Linked DNA regions of Homo sapiens: region 2 is linked to region 1. The links are chromatin contacts, found by Hi-C in ENCODE. All regions are on one chromosome and are shown on one strand. The core of a region is the stretch at or near the end of the contact, and the rest is flanking DNA. Distances in the headings are between cores, read along the strand shown.

Evidence for each region. Hi-C counts contacts between places; a loop is a spot of excess contacts on that map. Pooled maps may share reads with other maps.
Region 2: a pooled map shows a loop between it and region 1 (3-fold over the local background). The contact joins the enhancer-like site here to the promoter of GBP6 in region 1. A Hi-C loop is called at or near these places in 2 of 37 single-sample maps with no recorded cell type and 5 of 50 pooled maps.

What each region holds. Positions count from the first base shown.
Region 1 is chr1:89,360,450-89,366,470 of GRCh38, reverse strand. GBP6 (guanylate binding protein family member 6) reads right to left here and starts at 2,412. Exons shown (of 11, transcript NM_198460.3): 1 at 2,344-2,412.
Region 2 is chr1:89,591,588-89,597,649 of GRCh38, reverse strand. LRRC8B (leucine rich repeat containing 8 VRAC subunit B) reads right to left here. Exons shown (of 6, transcript NM_001369817.2): 6 at 1-4,879. The coding sequence ends at 4,607. Among named protein-coding and RNA genes, the nearest start is that of LRRC8C-DT, 38 kb to the left of the region's middle. Within about 2 kb of position 4,734, at least 3 of the 41 ENCODE cell types and tissues checked have a DNase peak (open chromatin) inside an H3K27ac peak, as active enhancers do.

The DNA.
Region 1 (6,021 bases), core at 1,163-3,662:
CAGGTTTGGAAGAGTGATGGGAATAGAAGGGAGAAGGGAAAGGATCCACTATGGGATGAGAAAACTCTAGAGAATACAGGCTATCTTTCCAAAAGGGAAGCAGGAGAATGTCCAGAATCTAAAGAATTCAAGTACAGGCTGAAATACGTAGCCTAGAAGGGTCAGGTTCTCTGCAATTTACTCCCACAGACAAGAATAAGAAAAAGAATAAGAATAACAATACATATAATATTGCATATTATTTATGGAGATAAATTATAGATATCTAGAGAGAGAGAGAAATTATGTACATACATATTAATAGATAAGTTAGAGAGATTTCTTTTTGAGAGATAAAGTCAATGTCACTTTTGGGTGAATCGAGGTGAAAGGCATATGGGATTTAATTGTAATATTTTTAGAGGTGAAGTTTAATTCCATAAATTTAGTATTGAAAGTACAATTATTCTGTAGGTCTCCTGGCACATTTTTATTGCCATTATATTAAAATGGTTTTCTATGATACCTGTATTTCCTTATAATTAGAAAAATGTAAACATAATATTGTCTTCAAATGCCTCAAATACTCAGTTTAGAATTGATATGTCAGACACTCAAGATGCATCTAATGCCACCAAAAATACCAGCTCTATCATTCACTACTTATGTGGCCTTGACCAAGGAGGTCAAGCTAGCTGAGCCTGTTAATTATAGGGGTCTGTGAGTTAAATCATACATCCAACCTGGAGGGTGTTTTGATAATAAAACGAGACATTATAAGTTTATATCTTTGCATAGCATGCACCACACAATAGGATTTCAGTAAATGTTGAATTAAATGGAGGTTACTACAATAATTACAATAACAATTGGTCCATTAGATTATATATTTCAACAAAATATACAAACTATAAGTTACTAAGAAACAAAAACTACAAATAAATTTTTCACGGAAGCAAAACTGTAAAGTTCAAGCACGCTGTTGCTGTACAACCTGCTCTTGTCTGATTCTTCACTGAGGGGAGTAAGGAAAATGGAGATCAAACACGAGGTCCTGATTTCCACAGTGAAATGCATTGTAATGTGATGTGTAACGTGTTCATCACATTACAGTGACTGCAACTGTACAGTCCCTTCTTTAAAGTGAACAATAAAGGCAGCTCTAGGAAGATGTGGCTGCTCCTGCAAACAACTTTATATAAACCAGGTCTCTGGTTTCTTAGCTGTGTGGGAACCACAGACCTTTTAACTTCTACTAAATGAAATACAGCTGTTCAATCCTATTCAGGACTGGTTTTCACACTCTGATGTACATAAGAATCACCTGATCACTCTGATGATAGTTTCTTTTGCTGTGCAGAAGCTCTTTAATTAGATCCCATTCTCAGCAAACTAACACAGGAACAGAAAACCAAAAACTGCGTGTTCTAACTGGTAAGTGGGAGTTGAACAATGAGAACATGTGGACACGGGCGGCGGGGGGTTGGCGCTGGGGGTGGGGGTGGGAAACTCACACACTGGGGCCTGTCAGTGGGTGGAGGGCAAGGGGAGGGAGAGCATTAGGACAAATACCTAATGCATGCGGGGCTTAAAACCTAGATGACGGATTGATAGGTGCAGCAAACCACCATGGGACATGGTGGTTTTTAAAAAAATCTTTTTTATTTTAAACATAGTGTCTATTCTTCATCTTTTTTTTTTTTAAAGAATCAACTGAGAGGATTGTTCAAACCCAGATTCCCAGGCCTAAGTATCCATCTGTTTAGCAAGAGCTACAAGAGACTCTGATGTTCCTATGGGAAACTAACACCCCCCTCCTCCCCCACCCCCTCCCCACACACACATACACACACACACACACACACGCACACACAGAGTTTGGACTATATAATTATTTTTAAGTAATAAAGACCAGTGATGTGGGGCCTAAGTTTATTTCTACATAGAGATTTATAGAGCTCTTATTCTGAAGCTTTCCTAAGTGTGACCACTAGAAAGATAGACAAGAAACTCTCCCTTCCGGTATAATTGCCTGGAAGCTCCTTGTTCTCTGCATTCTGGGGCTTGCCGCAGGACCTGAGAGAGATAGCCAGGCAGGCGCCCACCAGGGCTCATTCCAGGCCACTCACTGCTGTCCTGAGTTGATGATCAGGGAACAGCACATCCAGGGGGACGCGGCGTGCCCGGCTGTCACTGGTTCAAGTGGAGAAGCTGAGCTTCCCCAGAACTAAAGCCAGCCACAGACTCCTGCAGGCCAGGCAGCAGGCACCCTGCCCTTCCTGCCCATTCCTCAGTTACCACTCTGAATCAGAAACCAAGTCTTGAGTTAGGAACTAAGTTGCATTTAAAAGAAAGTGAACATACCTGCTCTATAGCACCGCAGGTCCAAGAACAGTTTTCAGTTGCCTCACTCACCTCTTGTTTTCTTTCCTCCTTTTACTTTTCTGTTCTTTCCTTTATAAAAGGAAAAAAAAGCTGAGTAAGCTAGTTGTTTCCACAAATGGGATGGTGCAGTAAAAATAAACTTGGAAGTAAAATTAATCCATGCTTTTAATAAAGTGTTAGCAGAGCCATGCCTGAATCATCCGATGTGAGTTTGAGGATGGGTGTTGGGTGCAGGGGTGGGAGGAGGTCAGAAAAAGCCACAGATACTGCACAGTCACACCTTAGCAAGCACAATCCTGCCAGCTTTCTTTTGTCTTTCCCATCTTAGAAGGCTTCACAGGCTTTCTTCTTGATACCGTTCCCAGGTGGCTTTAGTTTCCTAGGCACACAAGAAAAACAGGAAATCTACAGTAGTCACATAAGCAAAGCCTTAGAAACCAAGAATATTTTAAGCATTTTTCTCTTAGTGGGAATTCTTGAGTTCTGGGGTCTTTTGTTAGTGAAGAACTTTTGATATTTTAAATGTGTTCACACATGCACACACACACACAGAAGAGAGAGAGAGAAAGAGAGAGAGCTAAAGATATTACTGGTTTAAAAAAAGAATGAACCATGTCTTTTACAGCAACATGGATGGAACTGGAGTTCATTATCTTAGGTGAAACAACTCAGAAACCGAAAGTCAAATACCACATTCTTACTCATAAGTGGAAGCTAAAAAATCTGCATACATGGACATAGAAGGTGGAATGTGCAGTGCATAACAGTGTACAAGCTCCTATGAGAATCTAATGCTGCTGCTGATCTGACAGGAGGCAGGTCTCAGGCCTTAGTGCTCTCTCCCTACTCACCTCCTGTGTGGCCCAGTTTCTAACAGACCATGCTCTGGGGGTTTGGGACCCTTGATGTGGACTATTTATCCAACAACCCACAGTTTCCATTGGTTGAGTCTTATCCCCAGGGACTTTAACTATTTTGAATTCACAAGCTGCCCTTGGGCAAAATAGACACCCTTTCACAGCTTGGAGAAACATCTGAGTGAGAAAAGGAGAAAGACTCTCTACAGAGGACATAGCAGCATGCTGGGACTGTCTACCATGGCTGCACTGCTAAATGGATTTGAGAACAGAAGCAAGTGGCAGAATGAGCAGACATGAGTTTTGGCAATAACTTAGGCTGAGGATTTGGGGAGTGTGGTAGACTAATCTGAATACTCTATTCAGACAAAGACTTGTGTTAAAAATGTAAAATTCTGGGCCAGGTGCGGTGGCTCACTCCTGTAATCCCAGCACTTTGGGAGGCCGAGGCGGGCGGATCACGAGGTCAGGAGATCAAGACCATCCTGGCTAACAGGGGGAAACCCTGTCTCTCTCTACTAGAAATACAAAAAAATTAGCCGGGTGTGGTGGCGGGCACCTGTAGTCCCAGCTCCTCAGGAGACTGAGGCAGGAGAATGGTGTGAACCTGGGAGGCAGAGCTTGCAGTGAGCCGAGATTGTGCCACTGCACTCCAGCCTGGGCGACAGAGCGAGACTCCATCTCAAAAAAAAAGGAAAATTCTGGATTCAAAAATGTTTAATATTTTCAAAAGCAATATTAAAAATTGACTAATTTGTCATGAATGATCTTAAAGACCAAATTCCAAGGGAAGGTGAACGCCCAAAGAGTTAAGTGGAGTATTGAAGCTGTTTTTTTTCTAATAGCATTTGCCAACCAAGGGAATGTGACCTTCAGTTTGGAAGGCATTTATGAAGAGGCCAAAAGTCAAAGACCAGAGCTTGTCTAAAGTAAAGAGTCTAGTAGGAGGCCTCCTTTAGATGTTATAAGACTAAACCAGTGATTCTTAATACTTGCTGCACATAAACATCAATTGAGGTTCTCCTTAAAAACTTGAGCTCTGATCCATCACCAGAGACTCTGATTTAGTAAGTCTAGAGTTGAGGGTGAGTGTGAGTGTTTTTTTAAAGCCTCGCCCCACCTCCAGGTGGTTCCAATTGCAGTCAAGGAGGCAAAGAACTGGAGTAAATGTCGAGAGCAACTGTGAACTAGAACTAGCAGGGCAAGCAGGTTTAGGACTGGCTAGCTGGAATAATTTCAGTGGGCTCTGGGGCAGAGGGATTGTTCTTACTTTTGATATTTGGCCTTTCGGTGAGTAGGGCAGATGGATAGTGGCCCAGAGAATGAGAGCCAACAGAGAAAGTGGCGGGGTGTGGGCTCCAGGTTGGTTGGTTTGCATATGAAAGGCACACTTGCAGGAGAATCCTGTAGTATCTCTAAGAACTGGCAAGCCCAGGGAGGGTCAGTCTCTCCAGGATCAGCAAAGCCCCAAGATGTCTAAAGCTTTAGATAGGGAAACTAGAAAATGTGTTAATTATGGGGTTGCATATATTGGATGGTCCATGAAGTCAAGCCAGGAGCTTAGCACAAAACACCCAGAATAGTCAAAGTGACCTGAGAATGAAGAACAAAGCTGGAGGCATCACACTTACTGATTTCAAAATGTATAACAAATCTACAGTAATTAAGACAGTATGGAACTGGCATAAAAATAGACACATAGATGAATGAAACAGAATAGAGAGCTCAGAAATAAAATACAATATTTTGAAAATATATTGAAAAGGTTCTCAACATTACTAATAATCAGAGAAATGCAAATCAAAACAATAGTGATATATCACCTCCTACCTGTTAGGATGGCTATTACAAAAAAATAGATGAGCATTGATAAGGATATAGAGAAACCGGAATCCTTTTACACTGTTGAGAATGTGAAATGGTGAGGCAACGCTGCAAAACAGTATGGAGGTTTCCCAAAAAATTACCTACTACATGATCCAGCAATACCACTACTAGGAATATATTCAAAAGAATAAAAATCAGAATCTTAAAGAAATATCTGCACTCCCATGTTCACTGTAGCATTATTCACAATGGCCAAGATATGAGAAAACACAAATGTCCATCAACAGATAAATAGATAAAGAAAATTTGGTGTATGTGTGTGTGTGTCTGTGAGAGAGAGAGAATTATTCAACTTTAAAAAACAAGTGTGTTCTGTCATTTGAAACAACATGGATAAACCTGAAGGACATTATGCTAAAAAAATAAAGCCAGTTACAGAGGACAAAAATTGCATGACCTCACTTATATGTGGAATCTAAAATAGACTCATAAAAGCAGAGAATAGAATGCTGATTGCCAAGAGTTCGGGGGGAGGGAAATGGGGAGTATATTCAATGGGTATAAGGTTTCAGTCATAAAGATAAGTAAATTCTAGAGATCCACTGTACAACATAAGAACCATAGGGCATAGCTATAGTTAAAAATACTGTATTATACACTTGAAAATGTGCTAAGAGGCTAGATCCATGTTACATGCTGTTACAAAACATAAGCAAATAGCAACAGCAACAACAAACAGGCATGAGGAAACTTGGAGGGGATGGGTATATCTATTACCTTGATTGTGGTGACAATTTTTTAAGTGTATGCAACTCATTAAATTATATATAATAAATTAATGCATTTAAAATATGTCAGTTATACCTCAGTGAAACTGTTTATAAAATAAATAGATAAATAAATATTCTTGTTTGCAGGTAGGGGAAATTGATAATTGAAATAAAAACCTTAACTTGCAAAACTGTTCTGCGGT
Region 2 (6,062 bases), core at 3,485-5,984, 230 kb before region 1:
AAAAACAATTGTACACAGATAAATATGTGAAGGTTAACAAATGCTAGCTTTCACTCTTGCACTAACCAAATAAAATGTCTCTATTCCAGATTGGCCCATTATTTCACTAAGTGAAGTATTTGAAGAATTTAAAAAAAATCTTCTTGTAAACATTAATATTTAAATACAACATATATATGCACGAACACATCCATTCTAACTCTATACCCCTTTGTATTCTTAAAATTGCACCATCTCTGTTAGAGATAATGTACAACATGCAGAAGGCATTCATAATTGTTTTTCTCAGCAGTAGTGTATTATACAAGTTAAATGCAAAAGTTAAATATGAAATTAAACTCAACTGAAAGCCATCTCGACTCAGTACTTTGGCTCATTATTCTATGTTAATGCTTTAGTGCTGATGAAATTATTCATATAAAAAATCTGAAGAGAATGTAGCCTGTTACCAAAGGTATGTAGTAGATAGCTCCCTGTGGATACAGAAGTGATGGACAAGAAACAGAAGGAAACCAGTGAAATAAGACTGCAGGTTTTCACTGCTTCAGCTTTTCACATCCAGCTGAAAAGAAATAATTATATCGAGGGCATTCTGCAACAGTAATTAGCTTATACTATTTCAAATATATATATGATGACTTCATAATACAAACTAGGATGCAAAATAACTCCTTCCCTCCCCCACCATTCTGTCTGTTTCCAGATAGAAATAAACAGATTCTGATGCAATGTACAGTTACTGAAAACAAAGCAGATCTACAGTTACATTGTCCTGCTTTGGGTACAGATCAGCTCTAAATACTGCAGGATGGGCAAAGTAAAACTACTCAATGAGACATAATTACAGGCACTGGCTTCCTCCTAAATAAATACATGCTCAAATATCATTGCAAATCTTCTGGCACAAATATATTCTGTTACTGTACAATTGCTGATCAAATTTAGTGCGGTAGGTGAGTGGAGAAGGAAAACAACATACCTTATGTGCATAGGATGATGCTAAGAGAATGTGAAGATGGAAAGATGAAAAGAAAATTTTATTGAAAACACAAGAAAATAATGTTAAGGGCACAGAATAATTGTTTGATTATTTTAATGGTTTTTGAACCCATCAATATTATGCAATATTTTAATTAAACATAAAATTTTAATCACAAAACACTTGAACCGAAAAAAAATTTTTCACTATCAAACAATGTTATGCAAATACATCACTGCAGTGCACCACAGCACACCTATTGGAGCTATGCCACAGCACTGAGATACTGAGGATCTCTATTTACCCTGTTTAACACAATGTGAAGTGACATAAAATACAGTGACATACAGGGGAAAGAAATTAAGACTGGGAGTGAAGAATGAAAAGATAGTATCTGTGTGCCACACAGATGTACCCTGATGTAAGTTAGGAAAAGAACACTACTCCTTTACTGGAATGCTCAAAAACACTTAGGTTCTCAGATTAAGGTTGAGCATGTGATTTCTTCTAAATGTCATAACTTAGGGAACAGAGCACTTCATGATTAATGAATTAAAAAACGTGCTATCATACTTAATTTAATCTACAACCTCCTGCAATTTTGAAAAAAAAACCACTAGATATATCAAAAACTAATGCTATAATTTGCATATATGAAGTATGTGTGTCTGTGTGTGCATGCAAATAAAATTAATCCATGCCATTACTACCGTAAGCTATGAATTTTGTTCTGAATAACCTCCACATTTATTTTTTGGAAAATGCATATGTATTCTTGAAATCAAATGCCAACGAAAGTCTCATAATTATAATTTAACAAACTTAATTTTCTTCATTTAAAATTCTCTTATGTGAATATGAACACTTGTAAAATAAAGATCTGCTCCAACAGTACAGTAAAGGTGGTATTAACACCCTATTTTTTATGTGAAGTAGTAGCCTCATTTTTCCTTGCATCAGGGCTACCTTGTCTCAAAAGCGACCTAAACACTGGTGTATAAGGTTTAAATTAAAAGATGTAAAACCATGGCATCAAGAACAACATAGATTGCACCAATAATTATACCCTAGTGTGTGGAAAGCAGTTTATAATATTCATTATTAATCCTGCTAGTAAATTCTTCTAGAAATTTACGTAGGTGATAAGGAAAATTTAGCCAATGACTTCTGCAGTTGAACCAAACCAGTGACGAGCCATGGAGAAGTTCGTCAGGTGAATGGTAGCAAATCTGAATTTTGTTTTGAAATTCTAGCTAGTTATGTGGCCAAAAACATTTAAGCACTTTTGGCATATTCATGTCCAAAACTTAATCACATGCCACACTGGAATCAGTATACATGATAATTCTATTGTGAAACACTAAAATAAACATCAACTCACACTTTAAAAAATGAAAATAACAACGAAAAACATGGATATAATTAGAATCTGTTTTCTGAAGTCCTAGAAGTTTCATCAGTTATACCTGCTTCCCTGAGAGCTGAATGTTCTGACTAAAGGCAAGTTTTGGTAAGTAGTTTATTTTTACACTGTTCCTTTCCGTTCAGAATAAACAATAATGTGTGAGGCAGTGTGTTTGGTGTCCTATATTCCTGATAGCTAATATTATTCAAATTTCATTTGATTTGAATAATTCTTTTCTTTGAACTTTAGTGCAGGAGTGTGTGGCAGGTGAGGGGAAGCTCTATTTGCTATGCTTTAAAGACTCACTTTCATCTTTCTGGAACAAAGCAAGAGAAAACACATACCACGCACCACAATTCCATATACACAGTACTGTTTACCTATAGTGTTTTCCAGTTTTGTGTAGGTGCAGTTAATAGATTTCTTCATAGTTATATCCAAAATGAAGAGGTGGCATCATAATGCCTAGACCCTTAGGGAAAAACATATTAAAGATGTACATTTCCCAAAAATGAGTCAGTTGATTTTATTCATTAAAAATATGCATAATAAAAGGCCAAGCACAAAGCTCTTTATAAAAAGGAGCAAAATGTATTTTCCAGAAGAGTTAGATAAAGGCATGAGATGAATTTCAGTTAAATGGATCTATTTCTTTGTGGGTTTTGAGAACTCATTTTAGACACTGAATAGAGGCTGTTTTACATTATAATCATAGCTAGAGATTACATAGATGGAGGGAAAAAAAGTCTTTTGCTTTAACTCTTACTAAATTTCTATAAAGTATTTTAAAATCAATTTAAAAACCAAATCTGTACCTCTCCCCTCTATCACAGTTTTTGTAAGTAATTAAGAATTTTACCCGTACGATTGCACAGCAACTATGGAAGAGAGAGGTAGATGATTCGGCCACCCTCTCACAAGGAAACCCCCAAATACTTTAGGGCATTAAACACAAGGCTTTTGTTATCCAAAAGTAATTAGTTGCAGAGTACAAAAACATTTTGGAGCAGAATGTACATAAACATGAGTCATAAACAGCCGAAACCAAGAACACTAACAGTAAGTTCATAAAGAAATGCACAAATTCTATGTATCTTACAAAAATGATCCTCACAGATGTTGAATCCAAGATTATACAATAGAAAATATTTATATGTTTTACATTTAATATAAAAATTCTTAACAAATAAAAAAAGGCCTTGATGATAGACAAGAAGAAATTTTAGGGAATACATTAATTTTCAGGATGCCCCGAGGATAATACATCTTAAATACTCAGCTCCTGTTCTAGGCAAAGGCCAAATGCAGGCATTTTCTCAGGGTTCATCATTGGTGTTAAGAGAAAACCAGGTTAAGGAAGACTCAAGCAAGCTGGGAAAGGAAGTAAAAATTAAGCCAAAAAAGAATTCTGCCAAGCACAACATACCCTATCTAAAAAAATTTAGGAACATAAATCAAAGACAGTCGTGAGTATACATCAAGAAAATTCATATTGATGAGTTTATGGTCTTGGTGATAAATATCAAAACAGGAAGTCAGTTAAAACAAGTGTGCAAATAAGTAATGGGGACTGGGGGAAGAAGAGGAGAGAATACCTATACAATCTTGAAGGTAAACACTGCAAGGAGGAATTTAGTCATTTCATAGCTCCCAGTCCACCCTGGATGTGCATTTCTTGCAACATCTCAATAAGTTAAAGAACAGTTATTCACAAAACTTCAGGTTAGTGTTAACAGTTTTTACCTGGTTAATTTAGGGCTAGACACTCAGTTGCTTTAATAAGACATTTAGTTATGGTTCATCATAATAGTCACCCATTCTTCATCTTTATTAACTTAGAAAATTTTACTTCTCATTTAAAGCCCTGGAGCATTTTTTTTTTTTTTTTGAGATAAGAGTCTTGCTCTGTCACCCAGGCTGGTGTACAGTGGCACAATCTCGGCTCACTGCAACCTCCACCTCCCTGGTTCAAGCAATTCCCCTGCGTCAGCCTCCCAAGTAGCTGGGATTACAGGCGCACGCCACCACGCCTGGCTAATTTTTTTGTAGTTTTAGCAGAGATGGGGTTTCACCAGGTTGGCCAGACTGGTCTCGAACTCCTGACCTCAAGCAATCCGCCCATCTTGGCCTCCCAAAGTGCTGGGATTATAGGCATGAGCCACCACGCCCGGCCGAGCATACTTTTAAAAATGATTTTGAAACACGGGTCTCTTTTCTTTAAGTCAACATTTGTCTAAGCACGTCTGTAAACGTTCTGTTACAGGGAGAGGAAGAGTATTGAGCAAGTTCTCCTCAACAATCAGACAGTTCCGTTTTAGGGACTGACATCCTTCTAGTTCAGGAGGAAGTGTTTCCAGGTAATTACCAATGAGCTCCAGATGAGTAAGGTTTGACAGCTCACCCACATGAGGGGACAAATTCATCAAGCTATTTTTCCCCAAAAGTAAACACTGCAGCTTTTTGCACTGAAACAGCCCATCTGGTAGCATCTCAATCTGGAAAGGGAAGAAAAAAGAAGCTGGTAAAATAGGTTTTTGGTGGCTTATGATAAGACATTTACCTTTTTTCCAAAAAAAAAAAAACAAAACATTTCTGGAGGTTTATAAGTGATGCAGACTACAATGATGATAAATTTGAAGTAGATGAAAAGATAGAGGGAAAATGAAGACAGGAGTACAATGAGGAGTGAGGACTGTGGCTACCCTGGACACCTACATCCTTGCTGTATATGGGTGGGCAACGAATTTGGTTTTAAACACTCTAACAAGCAATTCTTAAATAAAATGTAGTTATACACACATTGTCGTTAAGATAAAAACAAACCAGTAAGAAAAATCATAATTACTCTTGAGTCCTTGATCAGAAATAAATTACCCTCAAGAGTCTTCATAAAAAGTTTACTGTGTAATGTAATGAATAATACCCTTAAAAACATCCTAAGAATCTGACAGCAGACTGAAAACCTTATTCTCTTTTTTAAAAAAGCCTACAGAAGCAGAGCAAAAAAATATGATTATATATACATGCACATTTCATTCCCCTCTACATACACATACACCTGAATATTTACTCTTGTTCCTTCCCTCTGGCATGGTTTCAACTAAATAATTTATAACACAGATACTTTTAAATATAATAAATATTATGCAAATTAGGTCAACTCCTAAAGCTGCTCCCGTTGACTGCTGCCCTATATGGTAGATAGGTTGCATGTCAATTTCTAAGGGCGCCACAGTACATAGAAGAAATAGGGTTTATTGAGGAAAGACCTCCAGAGAAGAAGTTGAGCACATACACAATCCCTTCAACTCATCACTTCACTGAGGGATAAGTCTGGCCTCAGCATAGATAGACTGCACATACCACCGCTCCCTACCCCCCATAATACTCTACATATTGGCTGGGGACAGGGGCCACCTACAAAAACTATGAAATAATGTAGGTTCCTTGGTTCCAAAACTGGCTTTGTTAGAAACAGGGATAAAAAGGGCACTCAGGGACTTGGCCTATATCCTCTGACGGGCTAATGCAGACCGGCTGGGAGACAAGTTTCTAGGGCCATCCAGAACTGTCTCTCCTCAAAAGGATAAATAGCTTTTATATAAACTAAAAAATGACCAAATTCCATTAAAAATGTTAATGATGTTGTAAACTCCATTCTCCTACATCACCCCTCCC